Linked DNA regions of Homo sapiens: region 1 is linked to region 2. A link is an interaction called in ENCODE POLR2A ChIA-PET data of the cell type or tissue named here. Cell type or tissue: K562. All regions are shown on one strand. Each heading gives the region's core, and the rest is flanking DNA. Links, peaks and the distances in the headings are about the cores only.

What was found. ChIA-PET counts read pairs that join two places held together with the same protein. Peaks named below come from ENCODE experiments on the same cell type or tissue, not always from the same donor. Only the 100,000 strongest peaks of a DNase experiment are listed, where the experiment ranks them.
Region 1: POLR2A ChIA-PET joins it to region 2 with 6 read pairs; 1 of 35 experiments calls an interaction of 5 or more read pairs at or near these places.

What each region holds. Positions count from the first base shown.
Region 1 is chr14:54,864,740-54,875,263 of GRCh38, forward strand. GCH1 (GTP cyclohydrolase 1) reads right to left here. Exons shown (of 6, transcript NM_000161.3): 2 at 588-697. Among named protein-coding and RNA genes, the nearest start is that of MIR4308, 8.2 kb to the right of the region's middle. RefSeq lists an enhancer at 5,967-6,572. In K562, for the core only: a CTCF peak has its summit at 2,139; a DNase peak (open chromatin) is centred at 2,052; H3K4me3 peaks cover 1,073 bases.
Region 2 is chr14:54,732,326-54,742,849 of GRCh38, forward strand. It overlaps SAMD4A (sterile alpha motif domain containing 4A), which reads left to right. Exons shown (of 13, transcript NM_015589.6): 4 at 4,699-4,962. Among named protein-coding and RNA genes, the nearest start is that of SAMD4A-AS1, 50 kb to the left of the region's middle. In K562, for the core only: no CTCF peak of the experiment used is centred there; a DNase peak (open chromatin) is centred at 5,276.

The DNA.
Region 1 (10,524 bases), core at 1,804-6,803, 130 kb after region 2:
TTAGATCTAAAGTTTCATAAGACTAGGACTAAACATTTCTGACAAAAGAAATTCACAGAGGTGCTGAGGAATCTAATGCATTAGATTCACTTTTCCTAATATAGAAAGGAATGGAAACAAATCCACAAATACCATAACCTCTGTCACAAGAAATTCTGCAATTATTGTTGCTCATGACATGCCATACATACATATCTATCTTGGATCAAACATTATTCAAGTTAAAATAAAGGGCATCTCTAGATTGGGATGCTAATAATAAATAAATAAAGGTTAAAGGTTTTCAGAGCCTGTAGTAGCTACAAAAAAAAAAAAAGAGAGAGAGAGATGCTACTTAAACCTCATTATTTTAACCTATGAACCTGGTATTTAACATGAAAGGCTTATCCTGAGAGCCTTCTGCTACTTTGGTTTTGTTTTTTAAGTTTCAAGTTATTAGTCAGGTTAATAAAGAATAACCATATATGTATAATTGTAAATACCTGAGATATCAGCAATTGGCAGCTAAAAATTTTAAATATAATTATTCTAATTGAAAAACTTTCACTATGTTTTAAATTGCTGGGAAACAACAAAGAGAACCTTACCTTTCCAACAAATGGAACCAAGTGATGCTCACACATGGAAAACATGTCTATGTCCTTCACAATCACCATCTCATCATGATCTTCATCAAATATAGCATCGTTTAGGACATCTGAAATCAGAGGCTTGCTTTAGTAACATGTCCAATTTTATAGAAAGGTAGAATTATGGATAAACATGAATAGACAGTCAACATAAACGAACGTTAATCCTCCCTAAAATATTAAGGGAATACAAATTAAAACTAGATATTTTTCCTTATCAAAGTAGCAAAGTCCTTTTCTGTAAGTAACATTTAAAAATCCTTGATACAGTGTTACATGAAAAATGCAGGATTATGAACATATTTGCAGTATGGAAGAGGAAGGAGAACGGAGGGAGGAAAGGAAAAATTATACCAAAATAAAACAGTGGCTATTTCTGGCAGTAGAAATGGGCCACTTTCACTTTCTTCCTTACATTTTCTTCTACTTTATATTTTGTCTATAATCAATATGTAGAAAACCATATCTGAGAAAAAGACTAATCCTTAGCCCTCTGACTTCTGAGGCCAGATCCAGACACCTGTAAACCTGACCTCTATTATCAATTCCCCAAGTAATTTTCTACATTTGTAAAGTGTTCTATATATTGTAGGCTAGCATCAGACTTATTCTAAACAGTTGCCTTCCTAAGGAAATAAATCCTACAGTTTGTGTGTATATGCCTCTCTGGGAAGGCTTTGGAAGATAAGCAGTGTCTTGTTTAAGCTGTGGACCCTGGCACTTCCAGCCAGACATACAATAGACATTAAAAAAAAAAAAAGCTTTATTTTTAAAAATTGCACTGACTTATCCTCAACTATGCTATGTGCAAAAGAAAAGATTAATCAGATGATGCCTGAGAGCACTCTGAGCTTCCTAACATTCGGTGACTGCAAGAACATCCTGTCCTGGATGCTGAAGAGGGATAGAGGGAAACAAGCCACATTCCCCACCAATCATAATATAGCCAAGCTATTGATAATAGGCAGGTACCCAAACAACATTGTAGATAAATGCCATATGACATGGAAACTTCTTCAGCTATATTGTCAAATGAGAAAAGAAGCTACAAAGAAATACAGTAGGATTTCATTTTCGGAAAATAAATATAGACATAGAAAAAAACTGTACTGATACCTAGACAGCTTGGCAGACTAGATATAATAAGACACGTAGCTGAGTAATTTCAAGGATTTGGGGGATATGCAATATACATAATAGAATTAGACAGAGAAGGGAAGGGATGTATTAGAGCTTTGCACCTGCAGCTCTTTCCCCTCAGAAAGGCAGGCGGCTGAGTGAGTCACAGGAAGATGGACAAATGTCCACCCACACTGCCTGACCTTCAGTGGCTCCACTGCTACTAGAATAGGGGGCTCACAGAGACCAAGTCATCACGTAAACCACAGTTATTACCCCAAGTCAGGCTATTCAGAGATACATTTGACTGTGTCATAGAAAAGTCATTAGTGTGGTCAAGAAAGGCGAACATGGCAGGGTTAGACACATACAGACAAACAGAGACACCCCTGGTAGAAGTGGCTGATAACATCCCAGGAGAAAAAGGCGCAGTGTCACTCACTGAGTATTTCTTCTACCACAGCACTTTTCTATGCTGAATATTCTGCCCTACCTTCAGTCTTATTTCTGAAAAGAAGACCAAAAATAGATCCTTAATGTTTCCAAAAGTTTCTTGGATTTCTCCCCAAGATTTTAATATGGTATGATTGCCACATATAGCTTACTAAAATCTTTAGTCACACAAGATATATTCCTGGAAGGAAAAACAAACCAAAAAAATGTCTTAAAGAAAAAACAAGAGAGAAGCATTAAATATAGGAAGCATTTGTTTTCTCTGGCAAAGAATGAGAGCGTCCCCATCCTAAGCTCTGACGACAACCATATGGCCCATGTTAAAGTCAGCCCTTCAACTCAGGCGAAGTGAAGAGCTGGCTCCAGGCTGGGTGCAGTGGCTCATGCCTGTAATCCCAGCACTCTGGGAGGCAGAGGTAGGTGGATCACCTGAGGTCAGGTGTTTGAGACCAGCCTGGCCAACATGGTCAAACCCTGTCTCTACTGAAAATACAAAAATAAGCCAGGCGTGGTGGTGCATGCCTGTAGTCCCAGCTACTCGGGGGGCTGAGACAGGAGAATTGCTTGAACCCGGGATGTGGAGGCTGCAGTGAGCCGAGATCATGTCACTGTACTCTAGCCTGGGCAAGAGAGAACAAGACTCCGTCTCAAAAAAAAAAAAAAAAAAAAAAAAAGATCTGGCTCCATCACTTACTAGTTATTAGGCCTTGGGCAAGGTACTCTGTACCTCAGTCTTCTCGGCTATAAAATGAGCATAAAGTGCCTGCTTCACAGGGTGTCATGAGGATTAAATGGGCACATGTGTTTAGAACTATGCAGGCGGAGCAAGTGCTAGTTATTGTTATTACTATTATTATTACAATTAAGATTGAGGGAGCTGCAAAGCTATGTATCTCCCATGCATATTGAGGTACATCAAAATTTAAAAAGCAATAATTTGCCTTAACAGAGTACAGAAAAGGAAAAATAGTAACTTGGTGGAGAAACCTGGCAGAGGCTACCTTAACCAAATGATTAAGGTTAACTTTGCCAGTAACAGGACATACTGACATCAGGTAGCTCCTGATAGGACACCATGAGAAGGGCACATCACCTCTGCGGTATTCTTCCCAAAAATCCATAACTGCAGCCTAATCATCAGACAAATCTAGGGACACAAAATATCTAAACAAGTACTCTTAGAAAGCATCAGGCCAGGCACAGTGGCTCACACCTGTAATCCCAGCACTTTGGTAGGGCAAGGTGGGAGGATCACTTGAGCCCAGCATTCTGAGACCAGCCTAGGTAACACTGCAATATCCCATCTCCACAAAAAATAAGAAAAAAATTAGCCAGGCACGGCAGCACACTCCTATAGTCATAGCTATTCAGGAGGCTAAGGCAGGAGGATCACTTAAGCCCAGCAGTTCAATGCTACAATGAGCTATGATTGCACCACTCCACTCCAAATAGAGTGACAGGGCAAGATCCTGTCTCTATTTTTTAAGTGTTTAAAAATTAAAAAAAAAAATTAAGGCATCAAAGTCATGAAAGACACAGAAAGACTAAGGAATTGTCAGATTGTAGGAGACTAGAGAAATGACAATGAAAATCTGAATAAAGTCTGTAGTTTAAATAATAGTATTGTACCAATATTACTTTTTAAAATAAAGTATATTTTTATTATTTTTTCTTTTTTTGAGACAGAGTCTTGCTCTGTCGCCCAGGCTGGAGTGCAGTGGCATGATCTCGGCTCACTGCAAGCTCTGCCTCCCAGGTTCACACCATTCTCCTGCCTCAGCCTCCTAAGTAGCTGGGACTACAGGCGTCTGCCACCACCCCAGCTAATTTTTTGTATTTTTAGTAGAGATGGGGTTTCACCATGCCAGCCAGGATGGTCTCGATCTCCTGACCTCGTGATCCACCCGCCTCAGCCTCCCAAAGTGCTGGGATTATGGGCGTGAGCCACCGTACCTGGCCTTATTATTATTATTATTATTTTAGAGATGGGATCTTGATATATTGCTCAAGCTAGTCTTAAACTCCACGGCTCAAGCCATCCTCCCACCTTGGTCTCCCAAGTAGCTGGGACTACAGGCATGCACCACCACCTGGCTCCAATATTAATTTCTTTTTTGAGATGAAGTCTCACTCTGTCACCCAGGCTGGAGTGCAATGGCGTGGTCTCGGCTCACTGCAACCTTCGCCTCCCGGGTTCAAGCGATTCTCCTGCCTCAGCCTCCCGAGTAGCTGGGACTACAGGCACGTGCCACCAAACTCAGCTAATTTTTTTGTATTTTTAGTAGAGACGGGGTTTCACTATGTTGGCCAGGCTGGTCTCGAACTCCTGACCTCGTGATCTGCCAGCCTTGGCCCCCCAAAGTGCTGAGATTACAGGCGTGAGCCACCATGCCCAGCCAGTATTAATTTCTTAAATGTTGATAATTGTACCATGGCCATGTGAGATGTTAAACATCAGGAGAAACTGGGGAAAGGGTATATGAAAACTCTCTCTACTATCTTTATAATTATTCTGTAAGTCAGTCTAAAATTGTTTCAAAATAAAAACTTTCTTTTTGAAACGAAGTTTTGCCCTTGTTGCCCAGGCTGGAGTGCAATGGCACAATCTCAGCTCACTGCAACCTCTGCCTCCCAGGTTCAAGTAATTCTCCTGCCTCAGCCTCCTGAGTAGCTGGGATTATAGACACATACCACCACGCCCAGCTAATTTTGTATTTTTAGTAGGGATCGGGTTTCTCCATGTTGGTCAGACTGGTCTGGAACTCCCGACCTCAGGTGACCCACCTGCCTCAGCCTCCCAAAGTGCTGGGATTACAGGCGTGAGCCACCGTGCCTGGCCCAATAAAAAGTTTTCTAAAAAGCAAAAGGACAATGTCCCTCAACTGGAACATATAAACAATGGAGTACACTCAGCAAGAAGATGGAATGAATTACTGATACATGTAATAACATGGTTTGAGTCTCCAAAGTACACTACAATGTGAAAGAAGACATCCATACACAGAAGAGACTACCTATGTTCTAGAAAAGGCAAAACTATAGTGATAGAAGGCAGACAGGTGGTTTACCAGGGCCAGAGAGGTAGGAGAGAGAACTTCACTGCAAAAGGAAAGAAAGAAACTTTTTTGGGTGATGGAAATAGTTCCTATCTTCACTGTATGGGTGGCTATATAACTGCATACGTTTGTTAAAATTCACATTGTACATGTAAAGTAGGTAAATTTTACATAAGATAAGTGACACCTTAATAAAGCTAACTTCAAACATAATTTTTAGGCTGGGTGCGGTGGCTCACATCTGTAATTCTAGCACTTTGGGAGGCGAAGGTGAGAACATTGCTAGAGGCCAAGAGTTCAAGACCAGACTGCCCAACCTAGCCAGACTCTGTTTTTACCAAAAAAAAAAAAAAAAAAAAAAAAAGGGTGGGGGTGGAGCCAAGATGGCCGAATAGGGACAGCTCCAGTCTACAGCTCCCAGTGTGAGCAACGCATAAGACGGGTGATTTCTGCATTTCTAACTGAGGTATCGGGTTCATCTCACTGGGGAGTGTCGGACAGTGGGTGCAGGACAGGGGGTGCAGCGCACCCAGTGAGCCAAAGCAGGGCGAGGCGTCACCTCACCCGGGAAGCACAAGGGGTCAGGGAATTCCCTTTCCTAGTCAAAGAAAGCGGTGACAGATGGCACCTGGAAAATCAGGTCACTCCCACCCTAATACTGCACTTTTCCAACGATCTTAGCAAACGGCACACCAGGAGATAATATCCTGCGCTTGGCTCGGAGGGTCCTACTCCCACAGATCCTCGCTCATTGCTAGCACAGCAGTCTGAGATCAAACTGCAAGGCGGCAGCGAGGCTGGGGGAGGGGCACCCGCCATTGCCGAGGCTTGAGTAGGTAAACAAAGCGGCTGGGAAGCTTGAACTGGGTGGAGCCCACCGCAGCTCAAGGAGCCCTGCCTGCCTCCGTAGACTCCACCTCTGGGGGCACGGCATAGCCGAACAAAAGGCAGCAGAAACTTCTGCAGACTTAAAAGTCCCTGTCTGACAGCTTGGAAGACAGCAGTGGTTCTCCCAGCATGCAGCCTGAGATCTGAGAATGGACAGACTGCCTCCTAAAGTGGGTCCCTGACCCCCGAGTAGCCTAACTGGGAGGCACCCCCAAGGAGGGGCAGACTGACACCTCACACAGCCGGGTACTCCTCTGAGACAAAACTTCCAGAGGAACGATCAGGCAGCAACATTTGCTGTTCACCAATATCCACTGTTCTGCAGCCTCCGCTGCTAATACCCAGGCAAACAGGGTCTGGAGTGGACCTCCAGCAAACTCCAACAGACCGGCAGCTGAGGGTCCTGACTGTTAGAAGGAAAACTAACAAACAAAAAAGACATCCACACCAAAATCCCATCTGTACATCACCATCATCAAAGACCAAAGGTAGATAAAACCACAAAGACAGGGAAAAAACAGAGCAGAAAAACTGGAAACTCTAAACATCAGAGTGCATCTCCTCCTCCAAAGGAACGCAGCTCCTCACCAGCAACGGAACAAAGCCAGACGGAGAATGACTTTGACGAATTGAGAGAAAAAGGCTTCAGACGAACAAACTACTCCAAGCTAAAGGAGGAATTTCGAACCCATGGCAAAGAAGTTAAAAACCTTTAAAAAAATTAGACGAATGGCTAACTAGAATAACCAATGCAGAGAAGTCCTTAAAGGACCTGATGGAGCTGAAAACCATGGCACGAGAACTACGTGATGAATGCACAAGCCTCAGTAGCTGATTCGATCAACTGGAAGAAAGGGTATCAGTGATGGAAGATCAAATGAATGAAATGAAGCAAGAAGAGAAGTTTAGAGAAAAAAGAATAAAAAGAAATGAACAAAGCCTCCAAGAAATATGGGACTATGTGAAAGGACCAAATCTATATCTGATTGGTGTACCTGAAAGTGACAGGGAGAATGGAACCAAGTTGGAAAACACTCTGCAGGATATCATCCAGGAGAACTTCCCCAATCTAGCAAGGCAGGCCAACATTCAGATTCAGGAAATACAGAGAATGCCACAAAGATACTCCTCGAGAAGAGCAACTCCAAGACACATAATTGTCAGATTCACCAAAGTTGAAATGAAGGAAAAAATGTTAAGGGCAGCCAGAGAGAAAGGTCAGGTTACCCACAAAGGGAAGCCCATCGGACTAACAGCTGATCTCTCGGCAGAAACTCTACAAGCCAGAAGAGAGTGGGGGCCAATATTCAACATTCTTAAAGAAAAGAATTTTCAACCCAGAATTTCATATCCAGCCAAACTAAGCTTCATAAGTGAAGGAGAAATAAAATCCTTTACAGACAAGCAAATGCTGAGAGATTTTGTCACCACCACGCCTGCCCTACAAGAGCTCCTGAAAGAAGCACTAAACATGGAAAGGAACAACCGGTACCAGCCACTGAAAAAACATGCCAAATTGTAAAGACCATTGAGGCTAGGAAAAAACTGCATCAACTAACGAGCAAAATAACCAGCTAACATCATAATGACAGGATCAAATTCACACATAACAATATTAACCTTAAATGTAAATGGGCTAAATGCTCCAATTAAAAGACACAGAATGGCAAATTGGATAAAAAGTCAAGACCCATCAGTGTGCTGTATTCAGGAAACCCATCTCACGTGCAGAGACACACATAGGCTCAAAATAAAGGGATGGAGGAAGATCTACCAAGCAAATGGAAAACAACAAAAGGCAGGGGTTGCAATCCTAGTCTCTGATAAAACAGACTTTAAACCAACAAAGATCAAAAGAGACAAAGAAGGCCATTACATAATGGTAAAGGGATCAATTCAATTCAACAAGAAGAGCTAACTATCCTAAATATATATGCACCCAATACAGGAGCACCCAGATTCATAAAGCAAGTCCTTAGAGACCTACAAAGAGACTTAGACTCCCACACAATAATAATGGGAGACTTTAACACCCCACTGTCAACATTAGACAGATCAAAGAGACAGAAAGTTAACAAGGATATCCAGGAATTGAACTTAGCTCTGCACCAAGCAGACCTAACAGACATCTACAGAACTCTCCACCCCAAATCAACAGAATATACATTCTTCTCAGCACCACATCACACTTATTCCAAAATTGACGGAAGTAAAACACTCCTCAGCAAATGTAAAAGAACAGAAATTATAACAAACTGTCTCTCAGACCACAGTGCAATCAAACTAGAACTCAGGATTAATAAATTCACTCAAAACTGCTCAACTACATGAAAACTGAGCAACCTGCTCCTGAATGACTACTGGGTACATAACGAAATGAAGGTAGACATAAAGATGTTCTTTGAAACTAATGAGAACAAAGACACAACATACCAGACTCTCTGGGACACATTTAAAGCAGTGTGTAGAGGGAAATTTATAGCACTAAATGCCCACAAGAGAAAGCAGGAAAGATCTAAAATTGACACCCTAACATCACAATTAAAAGAACTAGAGAAGCAAGAGCAAACATATTCAAAAGCTAGCAGAAGGCAAGAAATAACTAAGATCAGAGCAGAACTGAAGGAGATAGAGACACAAAAAAGCCTTCAAAAAATCAATGAATCCAGGAGCTGGTTTTTTGAAAAGATCAATAAAATTGATAGACCGCTAGCAAGACTAATAAAGAAGAAAAGAGAGAAGAATCAAATAGATGCAATAAAAAATGATAAAGGGGATATCACCACTGATCCCACAGAAATACAAACTACCATCAGAGAATACTATAAACACCTCTATGCAAATAAACTAGAAAATCTAGAAGACATGGATAAATTCCTGGACACACACACCCTCCCAAGACTAAACGAGGAAGAAGTTCAATCTCTGAATAGACCAATAACAGGCTCTGAAATTGAGGCAATAATTAATAGCCTACCAACCAAAAAAATCCAGGACCAGATGGATTCACAGCCGAATTCTACCAGACATATAAGGAGGAGCTGGTACCATTCCTTCTGAAACTATTCCAATCAATAGAAAAAGAGGGAATCCTCCCTAACTCATTTTATGAGGCCAGCATCATCCTGATACCAAAGTCTGGCAGAGACACAACAAAAAAAGAGAATTTTAGACCAATATCCCTGATGAACATCCATGCAAAACCCTCAAAAAAATGCTGGCTAACCGAATCCAGCAGCACATCAAAAAGCTTGTCCACCAGATCAAGTGGGCTTCATCCCTGGGATGCAAGGCTGGTTCAACATATGCAAATCAATAAATGTAATCCAGCATATAAACAGAATCAATGACAAAAACCACATGATTATCTCAATAGTTACAGAAAAGTCCTGTGACAAAATTCAACAACGCTTCATGCTAAAAACTCTCAATAAATTAGGTATTGATGGGACATATCTCAAAATAATAAGAGCTATCTATGACAAACCCACAGCCAATGTCATACTGAATGGGCAAAAACTGGAAGCATTCCCTTTGAAAACTGGCACAAGACAGGGATGTGCTCTCTCACCACTCCTATTCAACATAGTGCTGGAAGTTCTGGCCAGGGCAATCAGGCAGGAGAAAGAAATAAAGGGTATTCAATTAGGAAAAGAGGAAGTCAAATGGTCCCTGTTTGCAGATGACATGATTGTATATCTAGAAAACCCCATTGTCTCAGCTCAAAATCTCCTTAAGCTGATAAGCAACTTCAGCAAAGTCTCAGGATACAAAATCAATGTGCAAAAATCACGAGCATTTCTATACACCAATAACAGACAAACAGAGCCAAATCATGAGTGAACTCCCATTCACAATTGCTTCAAAGAGAATAAAATACCTAGGAATCCAACTTACAAGGGACATAAAGGACCTCTTCAAGGAGAACTACAAACCACTGCTCCATAAAATAAAAGAGGATACAAACAAATGGAAGAACATTCCATGCTCATGGGTGGGAAGAATCAATATCGCGAAAATGGCCATAGATTCAATGCCATCCCCATCAAGCTACCAATGACTTTCTTCACAGAATTGGAAAAAACTGCTTTAAAGTTCATATGGAACCAAAAAAGAGACCGCATTGCCAAGTCAATCCTAAGCCAAAAGAACAAAGCTGGAGGCATCACGCTACCTGACTTCAAACTATACTACAAGGCTACAGTAACCAAAACAGCATGGTACTGGTACCAAAACAGAGATATAGACCAATGGAACAGAACACAGCCCTCAGAAGTAATGCCGCATATCTACAACCATCCGATCTTTGACAAACCTGACAAAAACAAGAAATGGGGAAAGGAATCCCTGTTTAATAAATGGTGCTGGAAAAGCTGGCC
Region 2 (10,524 bases), core at 2,831-7,830:
CCATGACATAGTATTTCATCCACTAACAAGGCTTGGTGTACGTAGGGATTTTGGGGTCTTTCTACTACCCAGAGACCCACAGCTCCCAGATTAGGCATTACTAAATTATATTCTTTCAGAAGGCTTCCAGTTCTAAAATGTTAGGAATATATGTTCATAACATTTTTAAAGCATGCTTTAAATAATTTTTAAATCATTTAATTTATTATAAATTATTAAAAATTATGCTTTAAATAATTTTTAAAGCATAAACTGCATTCAGCGTGTAAATTTAAAGATAGCAGAGAAATACGCAATGTATCTTTGACAAATCTTTGTTAAAGTTTGTTGGGATAAAGTTTTGGTGTAAGACTCAAGCTTCAGTTATCTGGACTATTTGCTTATGTGGATCACTTTTCTCCTTGACAGTGAGGTATGTATTTAACCTAACAATGAACCAAGGAGATAGTTGGGCCAGTATCCCAGACTTTCTTCCATCCATAAACCCCCTTATTTCTCATATTAGAAGGCAGAAAAAAGGTAGTTATAGTTAATTTTCCTTAAAGAGTACTAAATATTCTGAAACATCTTTTCCTGACTCTTATTTCAATAAATAAAATCGAGATGGAGTCAAAGTTGGTCAAAGGAAATGGGAAAGAAATCTGAATCCCAGGGTTTAAAGAAAATACTTAAATGAACAGAATGCAGAGCCAGGTGTCATATTTTCCCCGTAAAAGGTGCTGAAAGAGTTCTCATTAAAGATGCTAGGAGATGAAAAAATCATTAGGTTAGATGAGGTCAGAAGAGTTGACTGGTCCTGATAGTATGACCAAGTTTAAAACAAGATTATAAGAACCTCTGAACTCCCATCACACTGCCCGACTGCTGTAGCAAGATTACTTTTAACTGCTGTTTCCATATTTCAACTAGACTTACCTAATACTTATTATTTACTTCGGATTCATTTGAATTTAAAAAGTTCCAAAAATTAGTGTCCTAATGATATATGCATGCGTGCATACTGGCATATATATGTGTATATACGGATCTAAAATTTTTATAGAGGTTTTTAAAAATACAAGCAATTTTGGATTCATACTGTATACAATTATTAAATGTTGGTTTCCATGTTTTAAGAGGAAAAAGGCACAATTTTGTTCCCCTGAGTAATTTTCAGTATGCTTTTCAATATAATGAATCCATCCTGAAATATGCTGTCCCTCTACCCACACTATTATGAAAGTCACAAATGCAGTATAAATTGAGGACCTCAGTTCTGCTGGACTTGCCAATTTCTAATCTAGGTTGAGATTTTTTTTTAAAGGTATACTTAATTTGGCAGCATTTGAATAGGACTTCTGGGTAGCTGAGGTCTGAATGAACCGTTAGCCATTGTCTGCTGCACATCAGTCTACAAGCAAGAACATCTAGAAGCCTCTGGCTAGAGACATGCTGGGGCAGCTAGCACCACACTGCTAAGCTTCTCAGAAGTCTGTATTTACTACTCTTCCTGCCTACTCATAGGAAAAAAAAAAAACTTCTGCCCGAATGTCCATATGACCCTCTGTTTGTCATCACTTCAAATGAGATCTCTTAGTTTAAAAAGGGGAGGGGCTGGGGATGAAACAACCACTGCTACTCTGCCACTGGCCCCCTCGTCAATTCCACAACTGCATGGCCTATTTTCTTGTAGCCTCTTTCTGCCCATGACAGTATTTCCTCTGTCACTTTATGCCAAACAAAGTGCTCCAGCACAAGAGGTAACACCAAAATCAGCTTTGTGGTCACCATTGCCTAAACCTGAAGATCTGTCTTCACCCCAAATTGGCACTGTCGCCAAGGCACCTGTCACCTGTTTTAATCTCCTTCCCACAAGAATACAAGCCTGTACTGCCTCCAGGCCTTGGTTCCTTTGGAGAACAGAGGCATTTACCTAGCACGACTTTTGATTGAGGTGTGGCATTCAGCCTGGCTCTAAACCCACGGCCCTGTCTGCAAATCAGAAGCTTGGTGTGAGGCACTGTGCTTGGTTGCCACAGCACGTTGGCTCCTACGGAGATATTCCTGAATTTGGTGGCAGCAGTGGGAACCAAGAAGTGTTCATTATGATATAGAGTGTATGAGCCCTTTATAGAAAGTCATCAGGAAAAGACCCTGGCACCTCAGGTATAATTGATGTTTCCTTAGAGGCAGAGGCCAAGTTCATGTCATATCCCTTATGACTTCAGTTAAGCTCAGAAAAGTATGAAGAAATGGGTGTGGGTTTCTATGTACAAATCCCTGTAAGTCCATTAAGTTAGGTAAACATTTAGCTCCAATCTCAATAGCCAGTGAAGTCCTTGGATAACTGACAGCTTCCCCAAGGATGCCTCTCAGTGGAGGAGATAGCATGGATTAAAAAATCAGATGGAAAGAAGCATATTGGCTCCATGAAATAATGGAATTCAAGTACAGTGTACGTATTGTATTGTTCTCAGCATCCATGTGAAGATGAGGACTATCCTAGCAGTAACCTCCCGTGGTTAGCGATTAGTTACCTATTCAGTTATGGCCTCTAACCAGCCCAGGTACTAAGAGTCCCACTGTCTCTGAGCTGTGTGTCCCTCTTTGACAAGCCCTGTTTCTGTGATTTCAGACTGACTCTAATCCTGGCTATACAGAGGAACCCCCACTTCCACTTGGGGTACACCTGGCAGGCACCAGTCAAAGCATCCACCAGATAGTCTGAAACGGTTGCAGAAGTACCAGAAAGCAAAGATGTCTAAGCTGGAATGTCCCAGCACTCAGGGCAGCCGTAAACAGTCTGCCCAATTTTATATAAATACTTAGACAGGCATGAAATGGATTTTCTGGATGTCTGGCTTTTCTTCCTATTGGCTTCTCTTTTCATTTTTGCTGCCGCTTCGTTTTTTTTTTTTTCTTTCTCTGCTTTCCCCCCACTTTTCCTCTTGCTAATTCTGGTCCAACCAGGTAGCAATGCATTTTCCAGGGAGCCTTTTTAAATAGTTTCTTCCCGAGTCTATTTAGTAGCAATGCAAGCCATTTAAGCCTGTTAGTGTCGATATTTTTTAAACAATGTTCCCTTTGCATATTTTTAATTTAGATGACATTTCCTTGCCTTTGATAGAATCTACCCAAATTGGAAATTTCTCAGGTTACTAATACTAAACTCGGTAGCTCTCTTTTGTCCTCCCTTTTCATTCATAAAGAAGTTTCTAGCCCTTCCGATTGTCCCCACTTCACATACAAGGCTGCCCTTCTGGCCACACAAGGCCAAATGGAAACACTGACCACAGAGGCCTGAGCTCCGTGGCTCTCAGGCTTGGTGACTGCCAGCTGCCTGGCAGCAGCTTACCCAGCCCACTACTGCCCCAGACACACTTTCTGGAAACATCCAGCCTTTTGACTCTGCTCTTTATCTTTTGAAGTAGGGAACACAGTAATCTGCCCAGGCCTTTATGTTGGGACTGCTCTACCAGAAATATGGTTTAACCAAAAGCAGGACCTCTCACCATTGAGATGCCTGGTCTGCTTACTGAAAAACACAGATTAACACCCACAAAGAAGTGCTCATCTAAATTTGGGAGAGCAAATGCCTCATGGATGGGGATACAGCCTGAGATGGAATTTAATGGCTTCCCTGAAAAATGTTTAAAAATGCATGTGGCTCAATTCCGTGTTAGTACAGCAGCAGTCAAAATAAACTGGACCTGTCAGGAACTGGTGCTGAGAGAATGTTATGAATAGACTTATTTTGTAAAGTTGTCACTTTACACACCAGAAAAACCAACCAAGGGTAACATCGGCTCCTTCAGTGTTGGTTTTTGTTAAATCCCTCCCTCGAATGACTTCAATTTAATTTGGCTAGTTATATGAGTTATGTTGCTTTTTCCTAGTTTTCTGGAAAAGAAATTAAAGATGGGGGCTGCGCAGATGTTGCCCACTGTGTAGAAGGGCTGAACATGCTGGTAAAAACCATTCATTCCCAGCTTCCTGAATGAAAGCCTTGTTACCTGGAAGTGTTTGCAATACAAAGTTTGGCATTAACCTGTGAGGCTAAGGGAAAGAATCGGCCCTAGAAGAAGCAGCCCTTTCACCGACAGGTAGCTGCAGTGCCCCATACCCTGAGGTCATGTTAGTACTGGGGCCCTTGCTGAGCCATACCACCCTGCAGAGGCCATAGTTCCCTGAATCCTGGTTGGAAAGATTAGTCCACCTTCTTCTGGTTCAGCCCTGCAAAGATCCCAAACAATGGCCAGCCCGGCTGCCCTTCAAGATGTCCTCCTGAACAACATGGGTAATGTCAGAATTTCTGTTTAAAAAACAACAGCAACAAACTTGTCCAGTACATGTTCTTTTTGCTTTTGGCAGATATGGCTGTCAAGCCTTGCCTGATTTACGGACCCCGTCCTATGAATCCTGATTTCTAGAGTTAGAACCAAAACCAGATCCAGACCCACAAAGGCTAAGGACCAATGTGTGGGCACTATAGGTTTGGCCTCCTTGGAGAAACCTAACCCACTGAGAGGGACAGACTGCATCCTTTTAAACCACCTGAAGAAAACGACCATGCCAGGCCTGTATTCAACCTGCTGTGACCATGGATGGAGTTGTAAGACAGTTAGTGGTATCTCTCAGGGTTAAGAGGTATTGTGGGTTCTTCGGTGTCCCAGGATAAAGGGGGGGGAATAACCTATTTCATTTTATTTTTTTTTCCAGTTCTCTCAGGCCAGGCACACCACAGCCCTTTGAAACGATCTGTGTCCCTTACCCCACCCATGAATGTGCCAAACCAGCCTCTAGGACATGGATGGATGTCTCATGAGGACTTACGAGCTAGAGGACCCCAGTGCCTCCCATCCGATCATGCCCCCCTGTCTCCACAAAGCAGTGTAGCCTCTTCAGGAAGTGGTGGGAGTGAACACTTAGAAGATCAGACCACTGCTCGTAACACATTCCAAGAAGAAGGTAGTGGGATGAAAGGTGAGTGACTAAATGAGAAACCACTGGGGAAAGAGCCCCTCCCTTTATTGGAGACCAGAGGGTAAAAAAAGAGAGGTAGTCAGCAAGAGAGAAGGAGCCCACCCCTTCCCCAGGCTTACGCATTTGATCTGTCCCTTCCAGAACTCCAGGTTGACCATGGCAGAAAGGGCTCAGATTCCCCTTCCAGTGCTTCTTGCCAAAATCTGGGAAATAGGAACCAGAGTAAGAGAGGTCAACCCACTCTCTCTCTCTCTCTTTTTTTTTTTTTTTTTTTGCATTGCAGTGACTTGTAGACCATTAAATGAGTCACAGCTAATGGTGATAGGATCTTCTGTTTGTAAAGCTACTGAGCTGCTCCAACCTTGTACCTCATTGCTGTGGCCAGGGACCTGTCAGTAATTCAGAAAAACAAACCACGGGATTTTTTTTTTTCCTTTATAAGTCTATGTTAATGCAGAATTGCAGTAGTGCTTCCTTTCTCTCTCCTCTTCTCTTTGATATCCAAAGAAACCTTTAAACCCTTTCCTCTGCATCTATTTAAGGGACATGAAAATACCACTGAGAATCTCTAACAGTGTTTTAATCCTGATAACAGATTTGCATACAGGTGATAAAGGCCTTTTGTGTAGCATAAATAAATTCCTCCATTGCCTTGTGAATCTACCCTCTTCTAAAAGATATTCATCAGGAGATAGATTTCCAAATTACTTATGATAGGTACAAAGAGGATACGTGCATGCTATATTTTTAGACTCCACTTGTACAAGGGCTGGGAAGCCCTTAGGCAAAGATGCACATTCAGAGACACACTAGTAACAATTTTAGATGGTGAAACAGTAACCACTCATGCTTTGGGGACTAGCATGCTGAAGGGAGGCTCTGAGAACATCCTGTTTGCTGGCATTAATAGTCCTGAGGTTTGCTGTTTCCGATCTTCCCCTTGTGAATGATCAGTGTTGACATAGGAAGCTCTGTACTGATTCCCCTCCCTTCACGGAAGCCTGGCACAGAAAGCATGCCCATGACTGCCCAACCACTGGTTATAAGGGAGCACCGGACTGAAAAAATGGAGCTTGTCAACTCTGGGAATGAGGCTGACAAGAAGCTGCTCCCCTGGCACATTCCTTGAATCTTCCTCCTGCTTAGGCCTGTGTCCTCTCCATCCCACCCCCATTTCATTGATGGTTCCAGGGCTGAGTGCCCAGAGTGAGGGGATGTGTCTTAATGCTGATACAAATGGGTCTTTAAAGGTATATAACAGGCAGCAAAAGCCATGTGTCACTTGGGTACGAAGGGGATGTATGTCCTCTTTCTACTTCAGAGTTTTCAGGGGACTGTATCACAATTTTGGAGCACTAGCAAAACCCACTTCTGACTTTATGCTACATGGTTATGTGTTTAAGCAGCTGAGCCCCAGGTGATGCGTAGCAGGTGAGGCTCAACCCTGCTGTAGGTAGACTGGCTTGGCATCTGTCAATCGGCATCAAAATAGCTGAAAGACCAAGGGAGGCTGAGACAGCCGTTGCTTTTAACTAGCTTCTTTCCAGGTGAAGTTCAGTGTCTGTTTCCAAGAAAGCCTGTGTTGCGGTTCTAGTTGGTAACTGTGGGGAGGAAGCATTGGCCTTTGTGTTTGAAGGGTAAGGAGGATCCTATAGAAGGGCCATTCACCAGGAGAAAGATCTTGTCCAAAGAAGAATGCTGATTCCACTGTCTGGTTTTTGGACACTTATTCTTCTTCCTTTTACTTTGTTTTCTTTCTTTCCTTTTCTTTTTTTTTTTTTTTTTTTGAGGCCCTTATGCACACTTTCAACATTCTCCCAAAGTAGGTCAAGGTATGCTCATTGAGTGCTGCCATTTTGAGGTGAGAAATAAAGATAACAGGTTTTTTAAGAGAAATGAGAGAAAAGTTGAATAAATGCCCTATCCCCATTTTGGGACAAAAGCCAAAATATTGCAAAGGTTAAGGAATATACCATATCTAAGCCTCTGTGATTCCTTTCATTAGAATTGGTGAGAACTGTCTCCTCAGAGCCTATTCAGTCAGAAAAAAATGGCACAGACAAGATCTCATATCCAGGATTTTCTTTATAGGCCCAAGGGGTGCAGCCAGAAAACAGGTTATTTGATGGCCTGCTGTATTTCCACCTTCTCTGACCTATTGAACTTCCCTTCTTCCAAGAACTTCCTTGGATTGGGATTCCAAGTATAAAGTCAATAGCAAGTTAAATGGCAAAAAAAAAAAAAAAAGTTTGAAGGAAGAAACATTATAGATGATGAAGGATTCTATTTGTGGGAAAAGTATATTTGCAGTTTAGCTGACAGGTCAGACAGAAAAAATGTCCACACCCAAAAACACTAGCATTCCGAAGTGTCACGGGCCAGTATTTGTTCAATAGAAATGTCCCTCCCCAGCCTTGCTGCAAGATGCCATTGCTGAGGACTCTTCCGCCACCAGATGTTATTCAAAACGACTTCCTATGAGTGCACCCAAGGAGCAGCCCTGCTCCTAACCCAAGGGTTTGTCATTTGATCTCCGTGTCTAAGAGCAGGTGCTGGTTTAAATTTTCAAAATAATTCACACTTTTAAAGAAATGAGATATGGCTGGGTGCGGTGGCTCACGCCTGTAATCCCAACACTTTGGAAGGCTGAGGCAGGCAGATTGCTTGAGGTCAGGAATTCGAGACCAGCCTGGCCAACATGGCAGAACCCTTTCTCCACTAAAAATACAAAAATTAGTCAGGTGTGGTGGCACGCAGCTGTAATCTCAGCTACTCTGGAGGCTGAAACTGGAGAATCACTTGAACCCAGGAGATAGAGGTTGCAGTGAGCCAAGATCGCGCCACTGCACTCCAGCCTGGGCAACAGAGTGAGTGAGACTCCATCTCAAATAAAAACATAAAAAATAAAAATAAATAAATGAGATATAAAACCAAGTGAGGTGCTTTGAAAAAGAGCTGACTCTTCCTCTTGGCTCTACAATCTTTCTTTTCTATGACCCAGGCCCTTTGGCAGGAGTGTCAGCTGTTTTAAAGTACTTGCTGGTCCACTTTGGGGTGCCATCATCTAATGCTATTATTCTAATCGTTAAACGTCCAGTTTAGAAGAACAATAAGAAAGCTTAGTAGAATTTGGAAGAGTTCTCAAATCCATATGGAATGTGTCTTGCTCTCATCGTGCACCTTGGGAAAAGAATGAAAAGTTACTATAGTTGAACTTTATTTAGTGTGAATTCCTCTTTATGGCCAACAGCTGTGAATATCTCTCTGAAACACTGTGGTAATCATCCATTCCTTCCTTTCATCTAGCTAGACTGGCCAGGTCTGGCTACACATCCTCCGTTAGGAGTGTGCCTCTTGGGTCAAGGGTATGGAATAAATCTCATGGTCCAGCATTCTTGCTCTTTGCGTTTTTCCCATGCATGGATCAAGCCCCCTTCTTGTCTTGGTGTTAGCGTTCCCTGCCAGGGACTGTCACTAAGTTCTCTCCCAAGCAGACCAGCTCCTACTCTCAAAGGATTAATGACATCTGCCCACAGTGCTTTGGTTTTCCTTCTTTAGTAAATGTCCATCCTTATGGTTTAAGTAGACTTCAAAGTACAGATTAAATGTCTCTTGAGGTAAAGATCTCACGCTAATATCTCAAGCTAAAGAAAAAATGAGATCCACAATTTAGCTTGAAACTAACCCAAGAGAAGTGGGAAACAACTGAAATAGGAACTTTCTTCCCTTTACCCTTCCCTGTGGAGGCTACTGGTTATACATGTTTGGACTAAGGAGGCTGGTTTGGTTTCTACATCCAGTTGTGTTTGTTCATTTCAAAAACTTCACTGTGACTTATCTCAGAGGAAAGATTCTCAATTGTGAGTTGGTACTCAACAGTAATACCATTCTTTCCCTGGGCAACTCATGAGTGGAATGTGCTCTGTTGCCTCTTGTCTCATACAAGACTTTCAGGTGGCCAAGAAAAAGAGAGAGAGAAAAGACGTTCTCTTAATTTCCTGGAGAGAAAGTATAGAAGTCATTTGGCAGAAGATGCACATTTCCCACTTACATTAGCACCATGTTCTCAAAGATGGTACATAAACCCAACACGCTAAGACTTAACAAAATGCCACAGCTATGATGAATGATGTGGCTGCATTATATGGGAGGAAAGAGCAGGGGAAAAGACTCATTCACAGGTTACTTTTGTCCTCATTCAAGTCAGTTGACTTTTTTGAGCACCTGCTGAGAGAAACTTTGGACTAACTAGTTTCTGGGCAGACAGGGCTGAGAGCTACTGTTCCTGCCTGAAGCGAATCACTATCAGATGAGCAAAAAACAGGCACTTAATGCAAGTGCCCTGCTATGAAAATATGCTGTCTTAAAGACTTGCCCTGGGTCAGGGCAGGCACCATGAATGACCCTCATTCAAAGTGGAGATAAGTCAAGGAAAGTTCCTAGAGGAGGAGAGGCCTAGAGCTGAGTCTCAGAGCATGACTACAGGTCAGCCAAATAGTAAGTGAAGGAAGGGCATTCTATGTAGAGGGAACAGCATTCACGAAATCACAATGACAAGGGTGCTTGACCAAGTGGATCCCATGGCTTGAGTGTTAAGGGCACATGGGAAAAAGAGGTCTGGAGAGGGAGAAACCAGACCCTGGGCCTTGCAAAGGACATTCTCTTTTATCCCAAAGCTATTGAAGGAACTTCTGCAGCAGAATGACCTGCTTAGGTCTACATATTAGAAATATGACCTTCAAAGCAGAGTGGAATATACATCAAAGTGCGGAAGGGACAGAGGATTCCAGATTTGAAGGCCAGCAGAGAGGTGGAGGACGTTTCAGTAATTGAGGGGGAAAAGGAAGTGGGACCGATGCAAGCAGCAGTGAGAATAGAGACAAAGGAGTATTCGGGGTTCTTCATGAGATAGAGCTGAGAGGGCTTGGTAACCAATTGAATAGACAGTGATGGAGCAGGAGAAATTTAGGATGATGCCCAGGTGTCTGCCTGGGACATATGGATAAGCCATGGTGTCATCTAAGGCAAAGGACATAGAGGAGGAGAAATAGAATGGGGGGGGCAGCATGGGGCCTGGTGAGTGTGGGAACTGTAGAACATCCCAGTGGAGGTGTGCAACCCCCTCAGTGGGCCCCACAGTGCACCATGCTCTTGGCTGACCCAGCCTCACTAACAGCCCCGACTTCCTCTCCTCGCCTGCAGTTTCAGCATAATATTACACTTACCTGAAGCCAAGTTCATCTGAGGGACTTCATTCCAGATAGCTGGGTAGAAAAAGCCATAGATTTGGGCTCCTAGGAAGCAAGGAGCTCTATGACTTTCTTGTTGTACTTGCCTGTGTGAAGAGGGGTAGAGATTGGCACTCTGTTTCTCTTGCTGCGAGCTTCAGCCTCACTGTTACGAATCAACACCAACTGAGTATGCTTATGATGTTTGGCATTATGTTAGCACACAAATGTAGAAGTCATTGAAACTGATGTATTATTTGTGTATAGACATGATAAAAGTAGAAAAAGAAACAACTGGCCCCAGGAACCTTGATGGAAATATAGCAATTAAGAG